Linked DNA regions of Homo sapiens: regions 2, 3, 4 and 5 are each linked to region 1. A link is a contact called in ENCODE Hi-C or POLR2A ChIA-PET data. All regions are on one chromosome and are shown on one strand. The core of a region is the stretch at or near the end of the contact, and the rest is flanking DNA. Distances in the headings are between cores, read along the strand shown.

Evidence for each region. A loop is a pair of places that touch in the nucleus more often than their neighbours do. ChIA-PET counts read pairs that join two places held with the same protein, here RNA polymerase II (POLR2A). Pooled maps may share reads with other maps.
Region 2: a loop to region 1 is called in a map of CD8-positive, alpha-beta T cell, with 10 times the contacts of the local background. The contact joins the promoter of MAPK1 here to the promoter of THAP7 in region 1. A Hi-C loop is called at or near these places in 1 of 168 maps with a recorded cell type or tissue (CD8-positive, alpha-beta T cell), 1 of 37 single-sample maps with no recorded cell type and 10 of 50 pooled maps. POLR2A ChIA-PET finds 5 or more read pairs at or near these places in 2 of 52 experiments (WTC11 and activated CD4-positive, alpha-beta T cell).
Region 3: a loop to region 1 is called in a pooled map, with 5 times the contacts of the local background. The contact joins the promoter of ARVCF here to the promoter of THAP7 in region 1. A Hi-C loop is called at or near these places in 1 of 168 maps with a recorded cell type or tissue (CD8-positive, alpha-beta T cell) and 8 of 50 pooled maps. POLR2A ChIA-PET finds 5 or more read pairs at or near these places in 1 of 52 experiments (activated naive CD4-positive, alpha-beta T cell).
Region 4: a loop to region 1 is called in a pooled map, with 2.5 times the contacts of the local background. The contact joins the enhancer-like site here to the promoter of THAP7 in region 1. A Hi-C loop is called at or near these places in 1 of 168 maps with a recorded cell type or tissue (CD8-positive, alpha-beta T cell) and 8 of 50 pooled maps. POLR2A ChIA-PET finds 5 or more read pairs at or near these places in 1 of 52 experiments (activated naive CD4-positive, alpha-beta T cell).
Region 5: a loop to region 1 is called in a map with no recorded cell type, with 10 times the contacts of the local background. The contact joins the promoter of DGCR6L here to the promoter of THAP7 in region 1. A Hi-C loop is called at or near these places in 1 of 37 single-sample maps with no recorded cell type and 7 of 50 pooled maps. POLR2A ChIA-PET finds 5 or more read pairs at or near these places in 1 of 52 experiments (activated naive CD4-positive, alpha-beta T cell).

The regions. Positions count from the first base shown.
Region 1 is chr22:21,000,775-21,003,474 of GRCh38, reverse strand. THAP7 (THAP domain containing 7) reads left to right here and starts at 1,357. Exons shown (of 4, transcript NM_030573.3): 1 at 1,357-1,643; 2 at 2,064-2,219; 3 at 2,688-2,700. The coding sequence starts at 1,564. THAP7-AS1 (THAP7 antisense RNA 1) reads right to left here and starts at 1,553. Exons shown (of 2, transcript NR_027051.1): 1 at 646-1,553. RefSeq lists silencers at 362-752, 1,394-1,503, 1,524-1,693 and an enhancer at 2,294-2,503.
Region 2 is chr22:21,866,395-21,869,094 of GRCh38, reverse strand. MAPK1 (mitogen-activated protein kinase 1) reads left to right here and starts at 1,450. Exons shown (of 9, transcript NM_002745.5): 1 at 1,450-1,773. The coding sequence starts at 1,655. RefSeq lists a silencer at 1,280-1,519.
Region 3 is chr22:20,015,499-20,018,198 of GRCh38, reverse strand. ARVCF (ARVCF delta catenin family member) reads left to right here and starts at 1,376. Exons shown (of 20, transcript NM_001670.3): 1 at 1,376-1,610. It also overlaps a transcript of TANGO2 not described here. RefSeq lists a silencer at 1,085-1,484.
Region 4 is chr22:20,036,897-20,039,596 of GRCh38, reverse strand. The region is part of intron 2 of TANGO2 (transport and golgi organization 2 homolog); the gene reads right to left. Among named protein-coding and RNA genes, the nearest start is that of MIR185, 5.1 kb to the right of the region's middle. RefSeq lists a silencer at 890-1,051. Within about 2 kb of position 1,281, at least 2 of the 41 ENCODE cell types and tissues checked have a DNase peak (open chromatin) inside an H3K27ac peak, as active enhancers do.
Region 5 is chr22:20,318,810-20,321,509 of GRCh38, reverse strand. DGCR6L (DiGeorge syndrome critical region gene 6 like) reads left to right here and starts at 1,450. Exons shown (of 5, transcript NM_033257.4): 1 at 1,450-1,631; 2 at 1,711-1,871. The coding sequence starts at 1,522. RefSeq lists silencers at 1,044-1,093, 1,284-1,413, 1,544-1,773, 1,810-2,104 and an enhancer at 377-1,164.

The DNA.
Region 1 (2,700 bases), core at 108-2,607:
GGAGACAAAGGTTGCAGTGAGCCGAGATTGCACCACTGCACTCCAGCCTGGGCAACAGAGCTAGACCCTGTCTCAACAACAACAACAAAGAAGGAGGAGAAGGAGGAAGAAGGAGAAGAAAAGAAAAAAAAAAGTCGTCAAAGGATATTAATTGTCGATAGATAACAGATAATGCCAAAAAATATAGAAGCAATTCTTAAAACACAGTGTTGGAACTGGTCCACAGCTCTGATTTTTAATGAGCTCCCATTTCTGAGGCCAATATAAACTTCATTCTATGCTGCCCATCTCTGACAGGTGGGCATTAACTACCAGCCCCCCACGGTGGTCCCTGTGGGAGACCTGGCCAAAGTGCAGCGGGCGGTGTGCATGCTGAGCAACACCACGGCCATCACGGAGGCCTGGGCCTGCCTGGACCATAAGTTCGGCCAAGTGCGCCTTAGTGCACTGGTACGTGGGGGAGGGCATGGCAGTGGGGGAATTCTCCGAGGCCCGCGAGGATCTGGCAGCTCTGGAGGATTATGAAGATGTGGGCATGGATTCCGTGGAAGCTGAGGCTGAAGAAGGCGAAGAATAGTGAGGGGAGGGTGCGGCAGGCAACCATCCCTCTGTATTCCCCACCATAACGCTAGGAGAGCTAATTACCTATTAAAATTTCCGTATTGCAAATTAGCCGGGCGTGGTGGCGGGCGCTTGTAGTCCCAGCTACTGTGGAGGGTGAGGCAGCCGAATGGCGTGAACCCGGGAGGCGGAGTTTGCAGTGAGCCGAGATCGCGCCACTGCACTCCAGCCTGGGCGACAGAGCGAGACTCCGGTCTCAGGAAAATAATAATAAAATAAAAAATAAAATTTCTGTATTGCGATACTGTCTTTCTCCTGTGTTGTACTTTGAGAGATTCCTCCTCCAGATAACCCTCCCTGAAGTCCACCTCCCCAGTACGAGAGTGAGTGCGGGCTCTGGTTTTTGTCGGGTTCTTTCGTGCAAGCGTCCCAGGCCCCGTTTTATTTCTTCCGTCAGAGGTCATTCCGAGGCGAGCTGCCGCCCCTGCGGCTTTCGAGGCTCCCAGGACACTGCCGCTTTCCGCTCCCGGGCCGCTCCCGAACGCTGGGGCCGCTCCATCGTGCCGGGGTGTTTACGGAGAAAAGTGAGGCCTGAGCGGACGAAAGAGAAGCCCACGTGGGCGACAATACTGGTAGTCCAGGGAGCTGGGACGACGCGGGCGCGTCAGAAACTCGCACGCTCGCGCCGCTTACTAACCCAGCTAGCTAGGACCTCGCCCCGCCCCGCCCCGGTGGCGGGGGCACCTCCGGCTCTCCAGTCTCTATGGTACCAACTTCCGGCGCGCGCTACCCCTCGCGAGACTTCGGCGGCGCAGCAATGGCCAGAGCGTGAGTGCCGCTGACAGAAGTCAAGAGAATCGGCTGGGACGGGGTTGGGGCGACAACGGGCCGGGGGGGACCCGACAGGCCAGAGCCCCTTGGGGAGGAGCGGCGGCTGGAGGCGCGAGGCTCCTCCGGATGCCCGGAGAGCCGCTTGCGACTTAACTCCCGCCTCTTTCCCAGATGCCGCGTCACTGCTCCGCCGCCGGCTGCTGCACACGGGACACGCGCGAGACGCGCAACCGCGGCATCTCCTTCCACAGGTCAGCGCGCGTGCGCCGCGGGCTCACGTGCGCATGCGCTAGTTGTTGCTCGCCTCGGGTCGCAACTGCGTAGAGGCTTCGCGCCTTTCTCAGATACTGAGGAGGCTTGAACCTGTGGGTGGGAGGTGAAGCGGAACGGTCCCGGCGGGACTGAATGCAGTCGGGAAGGGGAGGACGGGAAGTCTAGCCGGCTTGGACCCGCCCCACTCTGTTACCTGCCAGATGACGCTGAGGAAACTGCTTTTCTTCTCGAGGCCTCCGTTGCCTCGTCTGTGCCCGGGCGGTGGTGCTTACCCGGCGGGGTCGCAGGGAGGTCTCGTGGCGGCGCGTGTTGGGTCTGCGTTTCCCCTCTGGGGTGCTTGGGCAGCATGAGCCCAGGGCTGTGGACAGCCTGGTGCTCACGGGTTTGTGGCTCCACAGACTTCCCAAGAAGGACAACCCGAGGCGAGGCTTGTGGCTGGCCAACTGCCAGCGGCTGGACCCCAGCGGCCAGGGCCTGTGGGACCCGGCATCCGAGTACATCTACTTCTGCTCCAAACACTTTGAGGAGGACTGCTTTGAGCTGGTGGGAATCAGGTGGGCCTCCCTGCCGGCCGACGCTGGGGTAGGATGTGGGGCTCCCGGCGGACTGGGACAGCTGCAGGTCATGGAAGTCCCTTGAGCAGCCTGCGTCCAAGGGGGCTGTTTCCTGTTCCCAGCTCTGCACAGTGAAACCCACCCCCAGGATCACTGTGCCTGTGACACAAGGGGAAAACAGGAGCCTTTCCAGAGAGTATCTTTCAGAGCCCCAGTCTTGCCAGCAAGTCCACAAATCAAAGAATTCTTTCTGGCTGGTCAGCCCAGCTCGGCTTATGCAGGCTTTCCACACACCTGGACTGTGAGGAGTCCTGCGGGGAAGCGATTGGTGTAGCTGTAACTTGGCGTTCCCCAGACGTATTGTTTGCACGATGCCTTCCAGCATCCCACGGCGCTGCTGCTGGGGGCAGATTGGCCTGGGGAGGCAGCACTTGCTCTCCAGCTCATCTGGGTTGCTTTTCCCCGCAGTGGATATCACAGG
Region 2 (2,700 bases), core at 201-2,700, 870 kb before region 1:
TAATTAATCTTTGTTGATGTCTAGAAGTCAAGAGTTGATGGTTTTAAACTTGGAAGAGTTGAACAAAGAGGATATAGGGTCTGCCGCTCTTCCTTCTCCCTCCAAACATGGCAGGGGAAAAGGTTCAGAAGCAGTGCCTGGGTCATTGTCCGTCTCGTTGTCTTAGCTTTCCTTGGTATCCACCTGCTTCAGGACTCTAATTTTTATTTTTTCAACCTCTGTTGTTTGTGACTGTTTCTTAACCTGGTGTGTCTCTTTTTCTCTAAACCTCGATGTTTTGGTTTTAGTGACTCTATCTTTGCATTTCTATTTCATTACCTGCTCTGTCAGCATTTCTGCCTATCTGTACCAATCTCGGTCTGTCTCTGAACGCAAATGTATCTCTCATGTGTTTCGACCCACCACCCCCTAATCCCTTACTCTCTGCTTTGTCCTCCTGCCTCAGCCTCCCAAGTAGCTGGGATGACAGGCGCCCACCACTGCGCCCGGCTAATTTTTGTATTTTTAGTAGAGACAGGGTTTCGCCATGTTGGCCAGGCTGGTCTTGAACTCCTGACCTCGTGATCCGCCCGCCTCGGCCTCCCAAAGTGCTAGGATTACAGGCGTGAGCCACCTCGCCCGGACTTAATTTTTGTATTTTTAGTAGAGACCTGGTCTCAAACTCCTGACCTCAAGTGATCCGCCCGCCTCGGCCTCCCAAAGTGCTGGGATGATAGGCGTGAGACACCGCGCCCTCCCTTCTGCTTTGTACTTCTTCATCGTACTTATCACAACTTGAGCATTACACGTATTTGTCTGTCTCCTCTCTCTAAAAGGTAACTTCTATAAGGGTGGATCCCCAGGAACATGGAGTGTGCTCAACAAACATCTGAACTAACCTGATTGGCGTATCCTCTCAGTGTCTCCTTTTAGTCTCGACAATTGTGTTTCACACTTTCTCAGTATGCAAATATCTTTCTCGGTCTGGGTCATGCCTTTCGGTTTCTGCCCCAGTGCAGAGGCCTCTAAGTTTATCAGCGTGTGGACCACAGATTCGCAGAGGCCTGAGCTGCGGCGCTGCCGGGATATGGCGCGTCGTCGGGCCTCAAGCACAGCCCGGGGTCCCTCGCTGGCTCTGTTCGGACCCTGCTCGGTCGCTCGCCTGGGCCCCAGCCATCTCTCACTTCAGCCCATGAGTTCTGCCCCACGTCTGTCTCCCTGGGTGTCTTAAGAGACGCGACCCGCACCGACGCCCCCGCGAATGCACCGCGAATGCACGTGACCGCGCCTAGTGGCGCCCCCTCAGTCAACGCCGTCGCAGTGCCCCTCCCGAAGCCCGCCGCTTCCGCCGGCCCGCGCGGCCCCGCCCCCAGCCGCGAGGAACCAATCCGCATGCACACTTCTTGTCCCCGCCCCGGCACCCTCCTCGGCGCGCGCCCCTCCCTCCGCCCGCCCGCCGGCCCGCCCGTCAGTCTGGCAGGCAGGCAGGCAATCGGTCCGAGTGGCTGTCGGCTCTTCAGCTCTCCCGCTCGGCGTCTTCCTTCCTCCTCCCGGTCAGCGTCGGCGGCTGCACCGGCGGCGGCGCAGTCCCTGCGGGAGGGGCGACAAGAGCTGAGCGGCGGCCGCCGAGCGTCGAGCTCAGCGCGGCGGAGGCGGCGGCGGCCCGGCAGCCAACATGGCGGCGGCGGCGGCGGCGGGCGCGGGCCCGGAGATGGTCCGCGGGCAGGTGTTCGACGTGGGGCCGCGCTACACCAACCTCTCGTACATCGGCGAGGGCGCCTACGGCATGGTGTGGTGAGTGTCCGCGACCGGCCACGCCCGGCCCCCCCACCGCCCGGGGCCGCAGCGGACGCAGCCTCGGCCTCGCCCGCGCCTCGGCCTCAGGCGCCGCGGCGACCTCGAACCCGGACTTCACCGCGGTCCGCGCGCCAGGGCTCGGGCGCGGCCCCGGGCCGGTTGAGGTTTAGGTGTTGTTGCTCGCGGTTCCCGGGCCTTCGGTCGCTCGGGAAGGGGCTCAGGGAGTGGCGCGGGGGGCGTAGGCCGGTACTAGTGGACCCTTGGCCCCGGGCGCAGCGCGGCCTTTAAAGTCTGGACCCTCGGGAAGGCAACGGAAGGGTCCCCACCCCTCAATTTGCTAGTATCATGGCCTTCTTTTGGACTTTCGATTGTAAAACTGTGAATTCCATCAGATGCTTGTCGGTGTTGGCGGCGGTGGCTGCTGAGGTCCTGAAAGCGTTTTGCCTCCGCGTGTGTGCAGAACACCGAAATAATCGTTTTTCTCTCTTCGCCTCTGTTTGCAGCCAACGGCTTTCATTAAATATCCTCAGCGGTGCTAATGGTGGTCTCCGCGCAGGCTTTCTAAAATGGATTACTGACGCCAGTGTTGGTGGCATATTTCCGTCTTGAAGTTTTTACTTCTAAGTGGATTTTAATATCGTACTGCTGGCGTTTCAGGAAGGATAAACTAACATTACTCTCTTGATTTGTTAAAGATCCGTTTAGAGTTGGGCCTAATTTGACTTTTTTTTTAGCCCCCAAGTGAGCTCTTTTACCAGCATAAATGCTCCCAGATGTTTTAGCCCAATTGCTATGGACTCCTGTTAATGATTTAGTGGTCATTATGTATGCAGCCTTAATGGAGTTCTTGCAGAATCACACGTAGACTCCCTCATCTTGATTCAGGTCCCTTAGAAAAGTGAAATGATAGTGACGGTTTTTTTT
Region 3 (2,700 bases), core at 127-2,626, 990 kb after region 1:
CTGGCTCTGAAAGGCAGCTGGGATCGATTCACCATGCTGCCAGCACACAGATGGACCCAGCGGTGGTCCCAGCAGTGAGTTCTTGCCTTGGGCCATTTCATTTTCTTTGTCCTGGCCAAGGAATGATTGGATGAACACACTGGACTCCCAATATGGGTGGATAAGACAAGAGTGTCTGGTCACACCCCTCCACCACTCATAAGCATGGTTGTGGGCAGTTTGGTTCCCCAGGCGGCCTTGGAGAATGCAATGAGCCGAGGAACTGGTCATCTCCAGGTGCATCCAGGGCAGGAAAGGATGACAGCATGCGTGAGCCAGGGTCACTGGCTAAGAAGTCATCTCAGGACCTCCCCCTAGAAAAGCCCACTGGGCAGCATCCCTGCTGGTTCCCCCCTACACCACAAGGTTACGCAGAGCTGGCGGAGGGTCATGGTCCCACTCATGTCAGGTGCTCTTAATCTGGCAAGGAAATGTAACCTACGTGAATCTCAACAGGCAGTGAAGCACCGTTTCTTCCTGACTCCAGGTAGGGTGAAGAAAATGGGACAGTAGTACGGGGTGCGGGCATAAACGCACAACTCTGCCTCCCCAGACGCAGAGCTGTGGGGCTGTGAGAATGCCAGGAGGAGGTAAGAAAGGGCGGCCCCATGGGGGGCCTGCAGGGTGGGACAAGCCCAAGAGGTCTCTACATCCAGGCCTGGTGGGGGAGGTGAGCCCCTGGTTTACCGAGGGGGTCCCTTCCTGCCCTCGGAAATACTGCAGCTCCTACCTCCATCGTCTCCCCGCTGCGGGGACCCAGGGGCGTGAGGATGAGAGAGCCCCCAGGCCCCAGGGTCAGACGACTGTGTTCAAGCAAGTGAGAACCTCTCTGAGGCTGTTTCCCAACTGTAAAATGGGGATAGCAGCAGAACTCTCTCTCGCGGCTTGCGTGAAGAATACAATTCGATGTCGACAGGAGGGAGCGGCGCGCAGCGCGCAGCGAGTAGCAGGCGCTGAAGAAGGATACCTGTGAACTGGGAGTGGTGGCGGAGGCTACGCGGCCAGAGTCCGGGGAAGGGGCGCCGGCTCTGCCAGTCCCTGCTCGGGGCTGGATGGTCGGGGGATGTTCTCGTAAGTCGGCTGGGAGGGAGCGGTCCCGCGTACCCTGCCACCGCCGCCGCAGAGGTTCGGGCAGGTGCGGGGCCGCGGCCCCTCCGCGAGGGGGCCGGTCATCCGCCGGGACTGACATCCCGGAGGCCCAATGGCAAGCCGTCATCTCCGCGCATCCGCCCAATCGGCGCCGGTTGCCGTGCCGCGCCGGGTCTCTCGACCAATGGGAAAATTTGCTGTCAGATGGGGCGGGGCGGAGATTCGCGTCGCCGGCCCGGTCCGCTTTGCGCACGGGCCGCGTGAGGGCGGGAGGGCTGGCCCGGGGTCTCGGGTTGCGCGCTGGGCCTGGAGGGAGGGGGCGGCCCCCGCACCGGTCCGAGTTGCGGCCGCGTGGACTGCGACCCGCGCCGCGCCGCACCGCGCCGCGCCCTGGGAACGCCGCTCCCCGCGCGCCAACGGACCCGGGGAAGCCCTTCTGGGGTCCGAGGCCGCGCTGCGGGGCCGCCCACGCTGCGCTCCAGGTAAGCCTGAGCCAGTGGGCGGGGTGTGGGACCCGGGGCTGGGGCCTCGGGTCGGAGCCGGGACTGGGGGCGGGGCTGCAGATATGGGACGCATTCCGGGCAGCGGTCCGGACAGGGTCCTATCCCTGGAGTCGAGATCCGGGCGAGGGTCTGGGCCGGACGTCGGAGCCAATCTCCGCCCCACCCGCGTCTTGTCCGCGCGCTCTGCGGCGTCCGAGACCCCGGGCCGGCGGGGGCGGGTCTCTTTGTGCGTGGCCTTGGGGCCCTACCCTACCCGTCCGGGCGTCTTGCACTGAGCACTCCAGCCGAGCGCGGCCCGACCCCGCAGCCGTGCCCGCCCCGCGCGACGCTTGGCGCCTAGCTGCCAGGGCCCTGCAGCCGCCGAAACTTTCCAACAGCCCGAGGGGCGGCAGGCCGGGAACTTTCCTGGGGCAGCGCGCCGCCGGGAAGCTCAGGGGCACCGACGGCCCGGAGGTGTCCTCGCGCCGCGCTGCTCCTGCCGCCTCGGGGGTGAGAGAGGGCGCGCCACCCGGACCCCCGGCCTGGGTCCCCCTCCCCACGCCGCCCTGCGCCCCCTCGGTGCCGGTGCGGAGACATGTCATCTCCACTCTGAGGGAGACTGCTCGGTTTGCTGGGGAGTCGCCCTGGGCAGGTGGCCTGAGAGCTCCAGCCTATTTTAATTTTTAAATAATTAAATATTGGCTGCTTACAATATTTCACCGTTTCTTAGCTATGTGTAATGTAACATACTTAAAATGGAACTAAAGGACTTCAGCTCCCTTTCCCTACATCCAGGCATATTTAGAAATAAGGAAAAGAAAGGTGCCCCGTGGGTATTTTTTAGAGTAGGCTCTTAATGCTGCTGTCTAATAACCTCAGGTGAGTACCCAGGCTGCTGTGGGGGAAACCTCCCCTATGGTATGGGCCAGGGGGGTGCAGTGGGAGCCTCCACCTCTCCCGACCTTAGCTTCTCTGGGGTAGCTGCCTTTACTTCTTCCTACTTCTTAACTACTGCCTTATCTGCCTTTACTCTGGGATCTGGGCGGTGTTTAGAGGTCTGGTCCAAACAAGGCAGGTGTTACCTATCTTG
Region 4 (2,700 bases), core at 32-2,531, 960 kb after region 1:
AGTGCAGTGGCGCTATCTCAGTTCCCTGTAACCTCTGCCTCCCAGGCTCAAGCAATTCTCCTGCCTTAGCCTCCCTAATAGCTGGGATTACAGGTGTGCGCCACCATGCCAGGCTAATTTTTGTATTTTTAGTAGAGATGGGGTTTCACCATGTTGGCCAGGCTGGTCTCGAACTCCTGACCTCAAGTGATCCACCCACCTCAGCCTCCCAAAGTGCTGGGATTACAGGCGTGAGCCACCGCACCCGGCTGTAAACAGGCAGTTTTGAAAGAGATAGGGTGACATCATGAAGTGATTGTGTTATCTTGCTGCAGGGTCTTGGTTTTCCGTGATGGGTATCAAATTACCAAATACAGTGGCCGAGGCCGGGCATGGTGGCTCACGCATGTAATCCCAGCATTTTGGGAGGCTGAGGCAGGAGGATCACTTGGGCCCAGGAGTTCGAGACCACCCTGGACAACATAGTGAGAACTTGTCTCTACCAAAAAAAAAAAAATTAGCCGGGCATGGTGTTGTAGTCCCAGTTACTTAGGCATGCTGAAGTGGGAGGATCGCTTGAGCCGGCGAGTTTGAGGCTGCAGTAAGCTATGATCATACCACTGTACTCCAGCCTGGGCAACAGAGCAAGATCCTGTCTCTAAAATAATAATAATAATAATAAAAAAAAAAAACATAGTGGCCTAAAGCACCCTACTTTTTACTCCAGTCCACAGGTGAGGAGTCCAGCCCAGCCTAGCTGGGTACCTGTACGAGGCCTCCCAAAGTGCTGCAGAGGTGCTGTCAGGGGCTCCATAGAAGTGTCTGTGCTCCCAGCCTGCAGCGTGCCCTTCCCCTGGCTGGACACCCCACAGGCAGAGCAGAAGCAGCCACCAGAAGTGTCTCACACCCTCCCATGAAGTCAGGAAAACACAGCGCACATTTGCTCAGTCACCCAGAGGTGGCACATTTCGTCTTTGGCTTAGGGCTTCGGAAAATAGTCCAGAGAAATCCCGAGGCCAACTGGAATGGCAGGACCCGCAGGACAGGTCCTGGCAGCAACACACGGGTTCTGAGTGAAAGCAAGAGGGGCCCATGTCAACCCTCCTCCTCTCCACCCAAGGGGCTGGGTGGCACTGACCAGCACCCGCAGGCCAGCCATCAAGCTTCCTTTCCAGAGATGGGAGCACTCGGGGTGGGTTGAGTCTCTTCAGCAGCCTGCAGGAGGCAGCCCTGAAACGCATACAGAGCTGGCTGGCTCTCCTCAGCGTGCTAGTTTCCTGGGGCTGCCGTAACTAAGCACCACAGACCAGGCGGCTGCAACAACAGACACTATTGTCTCGCAGCATTGGATGCTGGAGATCCAAGATCAAGGCGTCAGCAGGGCTGGCTCCTTTTGAGGGTCTTCTCGGTATGCAGACGACTGCTTCTATCTCTGTATACACACCAGCTTCCCCTGTGCGTATCTGAGTCACCCATCACATTGATTAGGGCCTACCCACATGACCTTATTTTACCTTCATCTTTTTTTTGAGATGCAGTCTCGCTCTGTTGCCCATGCTGGAGTGCAGTGGCGCAATCTCGGCTCACTGCAAGCTCTGCCTCCCAGGTTCACGCCATTCTCTTGTCTCAGCCTCCCAAGTGGCTGGGACTACAGGCGCCCACCCCCATGCCCAGCTAATTTTTTTGTGTGTTTTTAGTAGAGATGTGTTATCCAGGATGGTCTGGATCTCCTGACCTTGTGATCCGCCCACCTTGGCCTCCCAAAGTGCTGGGATTACAGGCGTGAGCCACCGTGCTCGGCCAGCCCCTACATTCTTTAGAGTTCTGTTCACTCACTAGCCAGCCCAACACTACTCCAGTCCCTGTAGCAGTCAATAGTTCTTTCCTAACATTTCTTCCACCTTCCCTGCAGCATGCTGTCTGCTGCTGGGACCTGCCACTCACCCAACTGCAAAAAGGGAAAACACCAGACACCCTTCCTTCCTGATTCCTTGGCCTGAAATGACTTCACTCAGCCTTGAAGTCAAGCAGCATGGTGTCTATGCAACTTTGCAGTGACTCAAATCTGAGACCCTCTTGAAATGGTTCAAATCATTTCTGGTACAGATTTTAAAATGATGAAAACTTCCCGAGCAGTTGCATTAGAGAGTGGTTACACGTTTCATTTTAGATGTGGGTTATATCTCTGCCTCGTTCTCTGTGTGGATAAATGCTGGGGTGTCCTGGGGAATGGAGGTGTGGCCGTCCTGAGTCCAGGGTCAGGGGTGGCTTCTGGCCTCGATTTCCTGACTCCTCTGGCTGGTCCTCAGCGTCCCCTCTTCCCCAGGTTCTTTTTCCTCAGCTCAGGACCCACCCACAGACCCCTAGCCTGGCCGCCACTTTGACTTCTCACCAGCAGCTGTGACCCGCCAGCCCAAGCTGGCTCTCACTCACTGACGCCGTTGTCCCAGTTCTGCCGCCCGACCCTCCTCAAAGCCCATAGAACTGCAGCCCACCTGGACCCATGTCACTCCTCTGTCCTACCTGTGGCTGCCTTCTGTGGCTGAGTCTTCACGTCTTTGTACATTGACTGGAGTCCCCGCCCCGAGAGGCATTCTGACAGCATCCCACACTGAGTGACCCTGTCCTGGAGGGCAGTGCCAGGCCTGTGCAGCCCCGTCCTGGCCCACACACCTTCCTGCACACAGCAGCTTGGGTGGCATGAGAACTGGCTGGGCACCC
Region 5 (2,700 bases), core at 201-2,700, 680 kb after region 1:
GGGCTGCCCTATATCCTCCCAGTCTCCACACAGACACTCTTCATGGACTGGGGGACTGAGGGCAGGGACACTGGTGAAACAGGCAGGCGTCTTCACCCAGCTAATCATCCCACTCACCACCTCCGGGGGAGGTGACAGTGACCAAGCCCAGCCCCAGCTGGCTCCTGGTCACTCACTACAGACTCAGCTCCCACAATCTCGAGTCCCACCTCCAGCTCCTGCCATTCTGAGGGACCTGGAGGCCAGGGTGCCCGGCGCATGACCAGCTCTGGGTTGTGGACCGCCCTCCACGGCAGTGGCCTGAGCGCTTGTCATTATTCACTTTATTCATGCCTGGTTTCTGTCTGGAAGGGACCACAAGGACATGGCGTGCAGGGGAGCCAATCCTGCCAGGGACTGAGGAAACAGATCCTGGAGAAAACCAGACACTTTGCTGGCACTTCAGGGGGACCCCAGTTGGTTGGCTCAACGCCCCCTCTTCCCCATAGCCAATTACTAACCAATGTTCTCTCTGGAAACCAGTCATAATTCCTAACCTGGTCAAAGCAGGGTCATCTCACACAGCCCAGCCACCCAGCAGGCAGCTAAAGAGTGCCTGATGAAATGCAAGTCTGATCGTGTCTGCGTCCCCAAGCCCTTCCGTGCCCCCTGCTGCTCTATGGACAAGCCCCCAGCAGCCTCTGTAATGCACAGCACCCGCCCTTGTCTCCTGTGCTGGCTTCCGCAGCCTGGCCACACTGGTCCTCTCGCCCACCCACCTGACCTGACTCTGGCAGGGCCTTTGCAGGAGCCATTCCTCCACCCGAGCCCCTCCTATTAAAGCCTGTTCCTAGACGGTTCAGCCCCAGCCACCAGAAGCCCCCCAGCCCCGGCCCAGCAGCTGGCCTGTGGAGCGGGGAGAGCGCAGTCTGGGCTCACGGGCTGGGGGCCACGGAGGCCCAGATGGGGACTCTGGCTCCGACTGTCCTGACCCAGAGGCTCTAGGGCGGTCCTGTCTGTCTCACCCCGGGGGCGGGGAGGACGCAGACAGACCCCAGCGCCACTGCTCGGCCGCGGATGGTGCCTTAGACCCAGGTCCTGTGGGCTCTGGCCCGAGACCCCTGCCTCTGGGGAGGCCGGTGACCGGGACAGTCCACCTCGCAGGCGCGCCGGCGCGGAGCCCGGACCTCGGCCCGCAATGACTCAGCAAGGGCCGGTGGGATTCTCCGTGGTCCTGCGATATCCAGACGGCGGAGTCTCGCCTTTAATGTCGCGCGGGGAGCAGGCAGGTGCGAGCCTGGGCTGAGCAAAACCCTCCTTGGAGTCTCCGCAGAGGAGCGGGGCGCGCCTCCTGAATAAGCAGGCGGCGGGGCGCGGGGCAGGGCGGGGCAGGCGGCCAGGCCCTCTCGGGACTGTCGTAAAAGGGGGCGGAGCGCGCCGCGCGTGGGACAATCGTAAAAGGGGCGGGACGCGCCGCGCTCGGGATGTCGTGAAGCTGGGGGAGCTCGTCGCCGCCGCCGGCGGCTAGCGGGCGTCCGCGCCATGGAGCGCTACGCGGCCGCCTTGGAGGAGGTGGCGGACGGTGCCCGGCAGCAGGAGCGACACTACCAGTTGCTGTCGGCGCTACAGAGCCTGGTGAAGGAGTTGCCCAGGTACGCAGGCGGGGCGGGCGGAGGCCTGCGGAGGCGGCTTCGTTTCCCGCCGGGGCTCACCGCGCCCCCCTACCCGCAGCTCTTTCCAGCAGCGCCTGTCCTACACCACGCTCAGCGACCTGGCCCTGGCGCTTCTCGACGGCACCGTGTTCGAAATCGTGCAGGGGCTACTGGAGATCCAGCACCTCACCGAAAAGAGCCTGTACAACCAGCGCCTGCGCCTACAGAACGAGCACCGAGGTGCGCGGGGGCAGCGGGATGAGGTGCCGCCTCCTCCGGGTCGGCGCCTCCGGGCAGCTCTTGGTATCTGTGCAGATCAGCTCCTTCCTTGGAAGTGTTCGGAAGAGGTCTCTAAGATTGACAAAATCAACGGGCGCAGAGACTGAGACAGCGCCTTTTTGGTGATCAGTGGGTCCAACCAGTTTTGTTTTCAGTTGCGCAGCACCCACCTTCTTAGCAGAAACTCCCTGTTCGGGCTTCCCTGTGCCCCACGCGCTTCCAGACAGGATGGCCCTAGGCCTCGGTGCCTGATTGGCCTGCAGGCAGACTCTGGTGGTGGCGCTGACTGCAGCAGCATTGCCCCTCAGTAGTTGGAAGTCTGTTGACAGTTGTGCAGCAAGCGTCTTTCAGGGTCAGTTCCCTCTCAGGCCTCGCAGGGCCTCATTCCAGTTGCACATCAAATTCCTAAGCACTGTCTCCTGTGGCGCCCTCCCAAACCCGAAGAGCTTCCCACTTGAGCCAGGCCTGCTTGGTGGGCTTGGGAGCCCTTTCCTGCAAATTATATAGGGCAGGTCCCCCTGCACCATCAGTTTCCACCTTTGTTATTTTTCCCAAACTTCTTATTTTAGAAGTTAAAACATTTAGAAAAGCTGAAAAGATAGTATAGTGCATACGCTTGTGCTCTTCACTAAAGTTCAATAGTTAACGTTTTGCTCTAGTTCTTGACATCCCAAAATATATACATGTGACAGCATAGCATTCACCAAGAGTCTTCAGCATTCCTGGAGACCAGGATTTTCAACCCAGCCATGCTGACATTTGTGGCTGGGTAAGTCTTTTTGGTGAGATG